2 separate regions of the Homo sapiens genome follow, and region 2 is linked to region 1. A link is a loop called in an ENCODE intact Hi-C map of the cell type or tissue named here. Cell type or tissue: endothelial cell of umbilical vein. All regions are shown on one strand. Each heading gives the region's core, and the rest is flanking DNA. Links, peaks and the distances in the headings are about the cores only.

Region 1 (4,382 bases), core at 367-4,366:
GTTTGAACTGTGTCACAGGAATGCCAAGACTCCATGAAGCTGAGAAGAATGGGGCTAAAACCAGATCACTAGCCTGGCGCGGTGGCTCACGCCTGTAATCCCAGCACTTTGGGAGGCCAAGGCTGGCAGATCACTTGAGGTCAGGAGTTCGAGACCAGCCTGGCCAACATGGCGAAACCTCATCTCTCTCTACTAAGAATATGGAAACCACCCATGGTGGCACACATCTGTAGTCCCAGCTACTCGGGAGGCTGAGACAGGAAAATTGCTTGAACCTGGGAGGCAGAGTTTGCAGTGAGCCGAGATCGCGCCACTGTACTCCAGCCTGTGTCGCCCACTGCACTCCAGCCTGGCGACACAGTGAGACTCTGTCTCAAAAACAATACAAAACACTGAATCTATATTTTATTTATTTTTATTAATTTATTATTATTATTATTATTTTGATTCTCCTGTCTCAGCCTCCCAAGTAGCTGAGATTACCTGTCACCACGCCTGGCTAATTTTTGTATTTTTAGTAGAGACAGGGTTTCACTATGTTGGCCAGGCTGGTCTTGAACTCCTGACCTCAAGTGATCCACCCGCCTTGGCCTCCCAAAGTGCTGAGATTACAGGTGTGAGCCACCACGCCCAGCCGACACTGCCCTAACTCTCAAGTTGCATCCTTACTCGAATAGTATGACAGTGTGGGAAGCAGCATGGGACAATGTAAAAAGGAGGCATGTTTCTGGCTTCTGCTACTTACTAGCTGTGTGTCTTTGCACGAGTTTCTTAACCTCTCTGGGCCTCAGTTTCCTTATCTGAAAAATAACAATGATAGTATTCCCTTCACAGGGCCAAATGGAATACTATCAGGAACACTACATAATGGAACTCAATAAATAATAGCTACTGCGGCCGGGCGCGGTGGCTCACATCTGTAATCCCAGCACTTTGGGAGGCCGAGGCGGGTGGATCACAAGGTCAAGAGATGGAGACCATCCTGGCCAACATGGTGAAACCGTATCTCTACTAAAGATACAAAAATTAGCTGGGCATGGTGGCGCATGCCTATAGTCCCAGCTACTCGAGAGGCTGAGGCAGGAGAATCACTTGAACCCCGGAGGCAGAGGTTTCAGTGAGCCAAGATTGCACCAGTGCACTGCAGCCTGGCGACAGAGTGAGACTCCGTCTCAAAAAAATACCTATCTATCTATCTGTCTATCTACTGTTATTCTTACCTGGTCATTTCCTTTTTGTTTCACAGGAAATTTGCGAGAATCCCCGATTTATCATTGATGGAGCCAACAGAACTGACATCTGTCAAGGAGAGCTAGGTAGGAAAGTGCCTCAGGTCAGATCCTGCCAGATGATCAAGGGGTGATTACAAGGTGTGATCCCCTTCCAGGAGGTAAAGGGACAATCTGTGCTTGCTTCCAGTAACTTTTTGGAAGATTTTTTATAACAGTTGCTTTATGGTCGTTTATCTACATGCTGGCGATTGCTTCATTTCCTCCTACATGCCTCTTTAGCACTCTGCCATGCATCACAGGGGGTATCTGCATCCTGTGGCCTCCTCTCCAGTATCTCAAGGACACTTACATACCCCACTCAGCATGACAAAAGCCCTGCTTTTCACTGTATCGTCTTTCTTGGAAGACAGCTCTGTGACTGTGCACCAAGCATGCCCCTTGGGCATGGAGATTCTAGATACACACACAAAAGGCATCGCCAAGGAAAGCACTTGTAACTGGAACCCTTGTTTAAATTGCCCCAGCATAGCTCCATCTTAAAAGAGTCTTTCCACAAAGATGGCATCCGCCATGTGGATGAGCATCCAATTTTCTCTTTGATTGGTTAGCTTGACTGCTCCATCTGATCTTCCTCTCTCTCGACCTCTTGTTCAGAAAGTATTGTCTTTGGTGTGGACTATAAGCAAGCTCTGTGAAGTAAAATTGGAGAGAACACCAACAGAAACAATTTAAATTTGAGGAAAAGGGGGCACCTAAGACCAAAGGAATTTGGCTTATTTCATTCCAGAAGGGGAGGCTGAGAATAAATCAGATGAATATCTGGGTTCCTGCACCTGAGGGAAGGCTTCCTGCAGAGCCCTGGGCATAATAATCTGGGACCTTCAAACCAATAACCTCTTTCCAAGGAAAGACTGGCTGCTTCCAAGGAGGGTAGGGGAGAGTGGCTGCAGGCAGCTCTCAGTCTCCCCTGCACACTCTCAGTTGCATTTCACTTAACCCATCCTCCTTAGAAGGCAGCTCTGTGACCAGGTACACCCCCTATTATATATATATATACACACACAGAGAGAGAGAGAGAGAGAGAGAGAGAGAAAGAGAGCAAAGTGTTACCTCCAACTACATACAGTACTCTGTCAGAAAAGAGGTTCAGAGAATAAGAAAACGTCCCGAGCTCATTCCGTTGCCAGCAATGTCTTACTGCCCCCTATAGACGGGTTCCAGGGCAGCTGCCTACCTGGCCTTCCTTCCAATACAAATCATCTTGGTGGATGGTTCTCTGAGGCTCAGTCTTCGCTGAAGTCAGAAGAGGAATTGGACTCACATTGCAAAGGCACAGGGCAGGGCAGATTTCCTACAGGTGTTAGGAAGAACAACCCAGTTATGATCACCTACTGCTCTGTCTCCATTGAGGCCTAAAAAGGAAGTGAGTTTATACTGCAGTTGGAGGAACTGCCTGCAGCCTTGAGGAAAATGTCTAGTCACAAGGGAGTAAGTTACCTGTTGATCATATTGTCAAGGAATTCCTGTCCAATTCTCCTTCCCTGGGTTGACACCTCTGTAAGGTCAGATCTGGAAGTAGGAGAGTGGGCACCAAGGGAGTCCCCGTTCAGGGAAGTGGAGTGGCTGGCTGGGATTGGGGCTTTTTCTTCCCAGGAGGAGCAGGAGTGCTCACGATCTGTGCCCTGTGTCTGCCTGCAGGGGACTGCTGGTTTCTCGCAGCCATTGCCTGCCTGACCCTGAACCAGCACCTTCTTTTCCGAGTCATACCCCATGATCAAAGTTTCATCGAAAACTACGCAGGGATCTTCCACTTCCAGGTGAGGTAATGAGAGTGTAGTTAAGAGGGCCAGCGGCAGGCCACCCACCGCTGGTCTCCTGGCCTTGACTTCCCAGAAGCTGGAGGAAACTTCCCACCCATCTACCCGCAGCGGCAACAGTCGGCATGGACCCCCTTAAGGCTTCAAGCCTGGGAGGAAGCAGTTGCTTATCTCTGGCTCCCTAATCCCTCCCCCACCACCTTCCACTATGTCCCAGAAAGACAGGAAGACATCCTGTTTACTGTGGGTCTATTTTTGTCTTTGCAGCTGTCTGGCTGCTTTTATTGCCTGCAGCCCTTCTCAAGTAGGTCCCTAAGATATTAGCACTGTGACACCACAGGACCCTTCAGGTTGTACAGGAACCCCTGTCCAGGGCTCCTGTATACTTCTTCCTCTCTAAGGCATGGCGGTACCAAGGCTATCACTCCTCTCTTCCAAGCCCTGGAAGAAGAGTCTGCTTAACCTGGGGATCAGGCTTCTTGTTTGCCCTAGAACTGAATCTGATGGTTCTAGAATCCATCCAGCTACTGGAAATTTTCTGGGTCCCAGTCACCTTGGCATAGAGCTGGTGCTAGAGCAGAACCAAACTGAATTCTACCTGTGAGGGTCTCGTAGCTTCCGGGATGCTGGGGAGTCAGCCTGTCTCCAGCTTCAAAGGCTCCCTCATGTCCCAGGATGACCCACATTATCAGTTCTTGCTCCCCGGGTCTTGCACCTCAGCACGGAAGGCCTCAGAAAAGGTCTGTCTCCAGGCTCAGACTCCCCCTCCTGCCGCCTTGGGAACATGGCATATTTAAAGGGTCTCAGATCTAAAGGGCCTTACATACAAATATCAGATAGATTTCTGTTCTCATTTCAATGAGGGAGAAAGTGCCATTGAAAAGGAGACTAAACCACATTTGGCCCTTTTCAGTTCAAACTGATTCATTCAAAAAAGAGCGACATCCAAACTTGAAATGATTGAACAATGTTCCTGCTACAGCTAGAATAGATTCTGGGTCACTTTGTTCCTCCGTTTCAATCCTTGTTCTTCAGTTTGGCATCAAGAAATACCTAAATCAGCACAGTGCCTTCACTGCATAGTTCCCAATCCTGGCCACATTGAATCAGCTGGGGGCACCTGAGAGTGCTGACACCCAGGCCCTGCCCCAGACCTGCTGAGCAGGAGAATGAAAATCTTACATCCTAAGACACTCATGGAGCACCTACTCTACCCATTACTGGGCTGGACTCTGTGGAAGACATGAAGTATATGTAACTCACTTCCAGCTCTCAAAAAGCACCCAGTCCAGTTAGAGACAGATTTACACACCCCAAACACAAAATAGGATGA
Region 2 (4,393 bases), core at 114-4,113, 310 kb before region 1:
ATGCAGCAATGCCCTTTTAGCATATACTGCAACCTATGCCAGGGGATGGACTGCCCCCTCTTCTAGGTTCACCTTAATGCAGTTCAAGTTTCAGCTCCTCCCGAATGCTTTCCTGACATCCTTGCCTCCCCCTCATCGTCCCTCTTCTTTCTTGCTTTGCATAACATGAGGTTGTACCCCATTGATTATTCTTGCCTTCTGTTCTTAATTTCCTCCTCAATAGAGCTCCAAGCTCTGCCTTTGTTTTATTTTATTTTGAGACAGGGTCTCACTCTGTCACCCAGGCTGGAGTGCAGTGGTGCAATCTTGGATCACTGCAACCTCCACCTCCCAGGCCCAAGTGATCCTCCCACCTCAGCCTCCCGAGTAGAGTAGCTGGGACTACAAGTTACACTTGGCTAATTTTTGCATGTTTTGTAGAGATGGAGTTACATCATGTTGCCCAGGCTGGTCTCAAATTCCTGAGCTCAAGCAATCCACCTGCCTTGGCGTCCCAAAGTGCTGGGATTACAGGCGTGAGGCACCATGCCTGGCCCAAGCTCTTTGATGGCAACGACTATAGCTTGCCTTTTGGGGGAGCCTCCACAGAGCCTCCCTGAATTGTAAGGGAACAGAAAGGCCTCATTCTATGCTGAGCTAGAATTGCAAATAGAGCTCTTCCCAAGCACCAGCAAGGCGAATGGTGGTGCCTGCCTGGAGCACCACCTTGGGAAGGATTCTGCCGCCAGAGCTGAGGTTGATGCTGTCAGCCCTGGGCTGTTTCTACTGGGCAGTATGTGTACCATGAATACGTCATCCTTCCTTTGGGCTCTCCAAGATGGAAGAGTGTCTAGTTCTAGAGGCTCCCAACCTGCCGCAGCAGCCCTTATCATCAGAGTGACTCAGTGAATGTGTACACGTGAGAGCATGTGAAGCATGCGGACTTCTGGGTCTCCCCTGAGAATCAGCCTGTCAGAAGTCACTTTGGAGTTTGCCTTTTAAAAACCCTCAGATGATCCTGATGCCCAGCCAGGTGTGAGGATTCCTACCCAGCCTACCCAAGGAGGGTCCCTCTCCCACATCCATGGCGAAACTCAACACACCCAGTGTGTGTGTCCTCCTTGCTGGCAGCTCTTCTGTCCCTGACGAGAACACTCATGTGTCAACCACAGTCATCCTTCCACCCCATTTTCCAATGGTCCCCAGTATGAATTACAGGGAATTTGCAGGAAATCTCTAAATAGGGCTCGATCCCCTGCCACTGATGGTGGTGGTGTACGTACGAGTCAGTCCTTAGGTACAAATGTGTGTACGTGACCCCTTCTCAAAATCTTTTTATTTAGAAACTCTGTTGCTCTTTTGATACATATGACTAGGGAAAATGTGTCCTTTTACTATAGTTGCACAATTTATGCCCTAGGGAAAGTTCTGGAAAAAGGTCAGCACACCCCTCCATCTACTGAAACCCACCCGGTATATCTAATGGCTCACCAGTAAGCTGCGGCAGGACTCTCAGTCTCTAACCCCCCAGTTTCCAAGCAAGTAACCCCAACCCTGCAGAACACCATTCTGATGATTCGAGGGTCCCATGGGAAACACTGGAGCTTGGTGCAGTACCGGCAATGCAGACTAAAGGGAAGGAAAGTGTGTCAGCTCTTAACTCAGGAAAGGATAAGAGAACCACTCTGAGTTTCTCCTTGAGGAATGATAAGCAGCTTCTAAGCAGTTCAGTACTTGCCAGCAAAAGACTGAAGAAAAAAGTTTCGAAGAGATGAGAGTTTGAGAAGCACTGATTATAGCTAGTGTATTTTACGAGCGGGTTTTTATAAAAACCTAATCAATATTAAAGATGTATGTAGACTAATAAAGTCATTCTGAGCAAAGTTTCAGGGTATGATATTTATTAATATTAATGAAATTGTGATTGGTCATAAATGGAGTTATATATTCTGACATTGTAAGTGATTTTTGGTATTTTAGATTATTACATTATAGAGGTAATAAATACCTGTTTTTATCTAAAGTCTTTAAAAAATTAGAAATTGACACTAAAATTGCCCGAAGAAAACATTATTTTGTAAAGTCTACAATGAATGTTGGCTTTAAGAGGTAAGGTATGATAATCAGAAGAAAAAAATAATAAATTAAAAACCTTTCATATTGGGACAAAATTTTAAAAATAGCATAGGTGCTTTTGTTGAGACAGAGTCTCACTCTAAAGCCCAGGTTGGAATGCAGTGGGGTGATTACAACTCACTGCAGCCTCAACCTCCCATGTTCAAGCTATCCTCCCACATTAGCCTCCTCAGTAGCTGGGACTACAGGTGTGCACCACCATGCCCAGCTAATTTTTTAACTTTTTGTAGAGATGGGGTCTCACTATGTTGTCCAGGTTCATTTTTAAGAATATATAGGTGTCTAATAATACCACAAGCATTTCTATTTTTGTGAACAATTAAAAAATGTCTTCTAAAAAATGTCTATAAAGCTTGCACATAAAACCGTGCATTAAGTCATTACTGGAGTATCCAATGGTAATTAAATAAAAGTCTGCTTTACAGCCTAGGATCAAACTGCGTTTTCTAGCACCTTGTAAAGTGAACTGTTAAAACAGCTTCTCCCATTCTGTAGTAACTAATTGCTGCCACTCAGCAGGAAAGTCAGTTATTAAAACACAACACCATCAAAACTGAATATGAACTTAAACAGTAGATCCAAAGACTACATAGCACATAGTAATAAAATGAAAATATTTCTAGTAATTAAGTTGGCTTCATAAATTCAATGCCATTTCAATAAAAATCCCAACAACATTTATTGCAAAACATGACTAGGTGATTCTATCATATAATTACAACAGCAGGCCAGTCATAGTGGCTCACACCTGTAATCCCAGCACTTTGGGAGGCTGAGGCAGGCAGATCACTCAAGGCCAGGAGTTCAAGGCAAGCCTGGCCAAAGCAGTGAAACACCATCTCTACTAAAAATACAAAAATTCGCCGTGCATGGTGGTGCATGCCTGTAGTCGCAGGTATGCGGCAGGCTGAGGCACAAGAATCACTTGAACCCAGGAGGCAGAGGTTGCAGTGAGCCGATATTGTGCCACTGCACTCCAGCCTGGGTGACAGAGCAAGACTCTGAGGAAAGGAAGGGAGGGAGGGAGGGAGAGGGGAGGGGAGGGGAGGGGAGGGGAGAGGAAGAAGGAAGGAAGGAAGGAAGGAAGGAAACAGCAAAGGGTCAAGTACAGCCAAGAGAATTCTGAAGAACAATTCAAGTGGACTGGTAACTTGGCCTATCAGATACCAAGATTTATCACAAAACTTTAGTCAGTGTGCTGTTGGCATAGGGATAGAGAATCTGTCCTGTTGGAACAGAATAGGGCACTCAGGAAGAGTCACAGGAATATAAATACATGAAAAATATATGAAACCTGATACATGACAGAATTAGCAATGCAGATCAGTGGAGAAAAAATTCAATAGATGAGACTGGGAAAATTTGTTATTAATGTGAGAAAAAACAAAATTGGATCCCTATCCACATGATACCTGGAGATAAATTCTGGGTGGATTAAAGTCCTATTAGTAAGAAATAAATCTTTAAAAATTTTATAAGAATGTATAGGAAGATATTTTATAACTTTGGGGGAGTGAAAAGGAAGACTCCCCAAAACACAAACCATAAAGGAGAATGATAAATTAGATTATATTGAAATTATGCATTAAAACCATTAGAACTGGTAAGGATTCACATCGAGAATACATAAAGAATTCCTACAAAACAATATGAAAAAGACAAATTAAACAGGAAAATGGAAAGGGGTTTGAATAGGTAATTCATGGAAGAGGAAGCCCAAATGATAAATATACTTAAAAACATCAACTGTCTAACTAAAAATCAAAGAAATGCAAAACTATGATAAATGTTCCTTTCACACCCCATAGTTAAACAAAACTTTAAAAGTCTGCCCAAGATATAGAGAAAAAAGCAACTATTATACACTGGTAGTGGGAGTGTGAATTAACACAACTCCTTTGGAGAATGGTTTGGCAATACCTAGGAAAGTTGAAGGTGCACAAACCCAGTGGCCCAACAATTTAACTACTGGGTATGTATCTTGGAGGCTTAGAGAATCTTTAATGCAGGTGTGCAAGGAGACTTGTACAAAATTGTTCATGCAAATAATATCATATTTTTCTTAAGGATATATATGTGAAAATATTGTGAACTGGAAAACCTAGAAGAAACAGATAAATTCCTGGACACATTCAACCTACCAAGATTGAACCATGAAGAAACAGAAAAGCTGAACAGAACAATAACAAGCAATGAGATTGAAGCAGTAATAAAATATCACCCATCAAAGAAAAGTCAAGGACCTGATGGCTTCACTGCTGAATTCCACCAAACATTT

The links. Hi-C counts contacts between places; a loop is a spot of excess contacts. Peaks named below come from ENCODE experiments on the same cell type or tissue, not always from the same donor. Only the 100,000 strongest peaks of a DNase experiment are listed, where the experiment ranks them.
Region 2: it touches region 1 in a loop (2.7-fold over the local background); 11 of 110 quality-filtered maps call a loop at or near these places.

Annotation. Positions count from the first base shown.
Region 1 is chr15:42,383,237-42,387,618 of GRCh38, forward strand. It overlaps CAPN3 (calpain 3), which reads left to right. Exons shown (of 24, transcript NM_000070.3): 2 at 1,247-1,316; 3 at 2,931-3,049. LOC105370794 (a long non-coding RNA gene) reads right to left here and starts at 2,795. Exons shown (of 3, transcript XR_932178.3): 1 at 2,730-2,795; 2 at 2,467-2,583; 3 at 1,311-1,921. RefSeq lists enhancers at 1,250-1,805, 2,300-3,499 and a silencer at 1,492-1,674. In endothelial cell of umbilical vein, for the core only: a CTCF peak has its summit at 2,445; a DNase peak (open chromatin) is centred at 2,445.
Region 2 is chr15:42,072,764-42,077,156 of GRCh38, forward strand. The region is part of intron 13 of PLA2G4D (phospholipase A2 group IVD); the gene reads right to left. Among named protein-coding and RNA genes, the nearest start is that of PLA2G4D, 20 kb to the right of the region's middle. In endothelial cell of umbilical vein, for the core only: no CTCF peak of the experiment used is centred there; no DNase peak of the experiment used is centred there.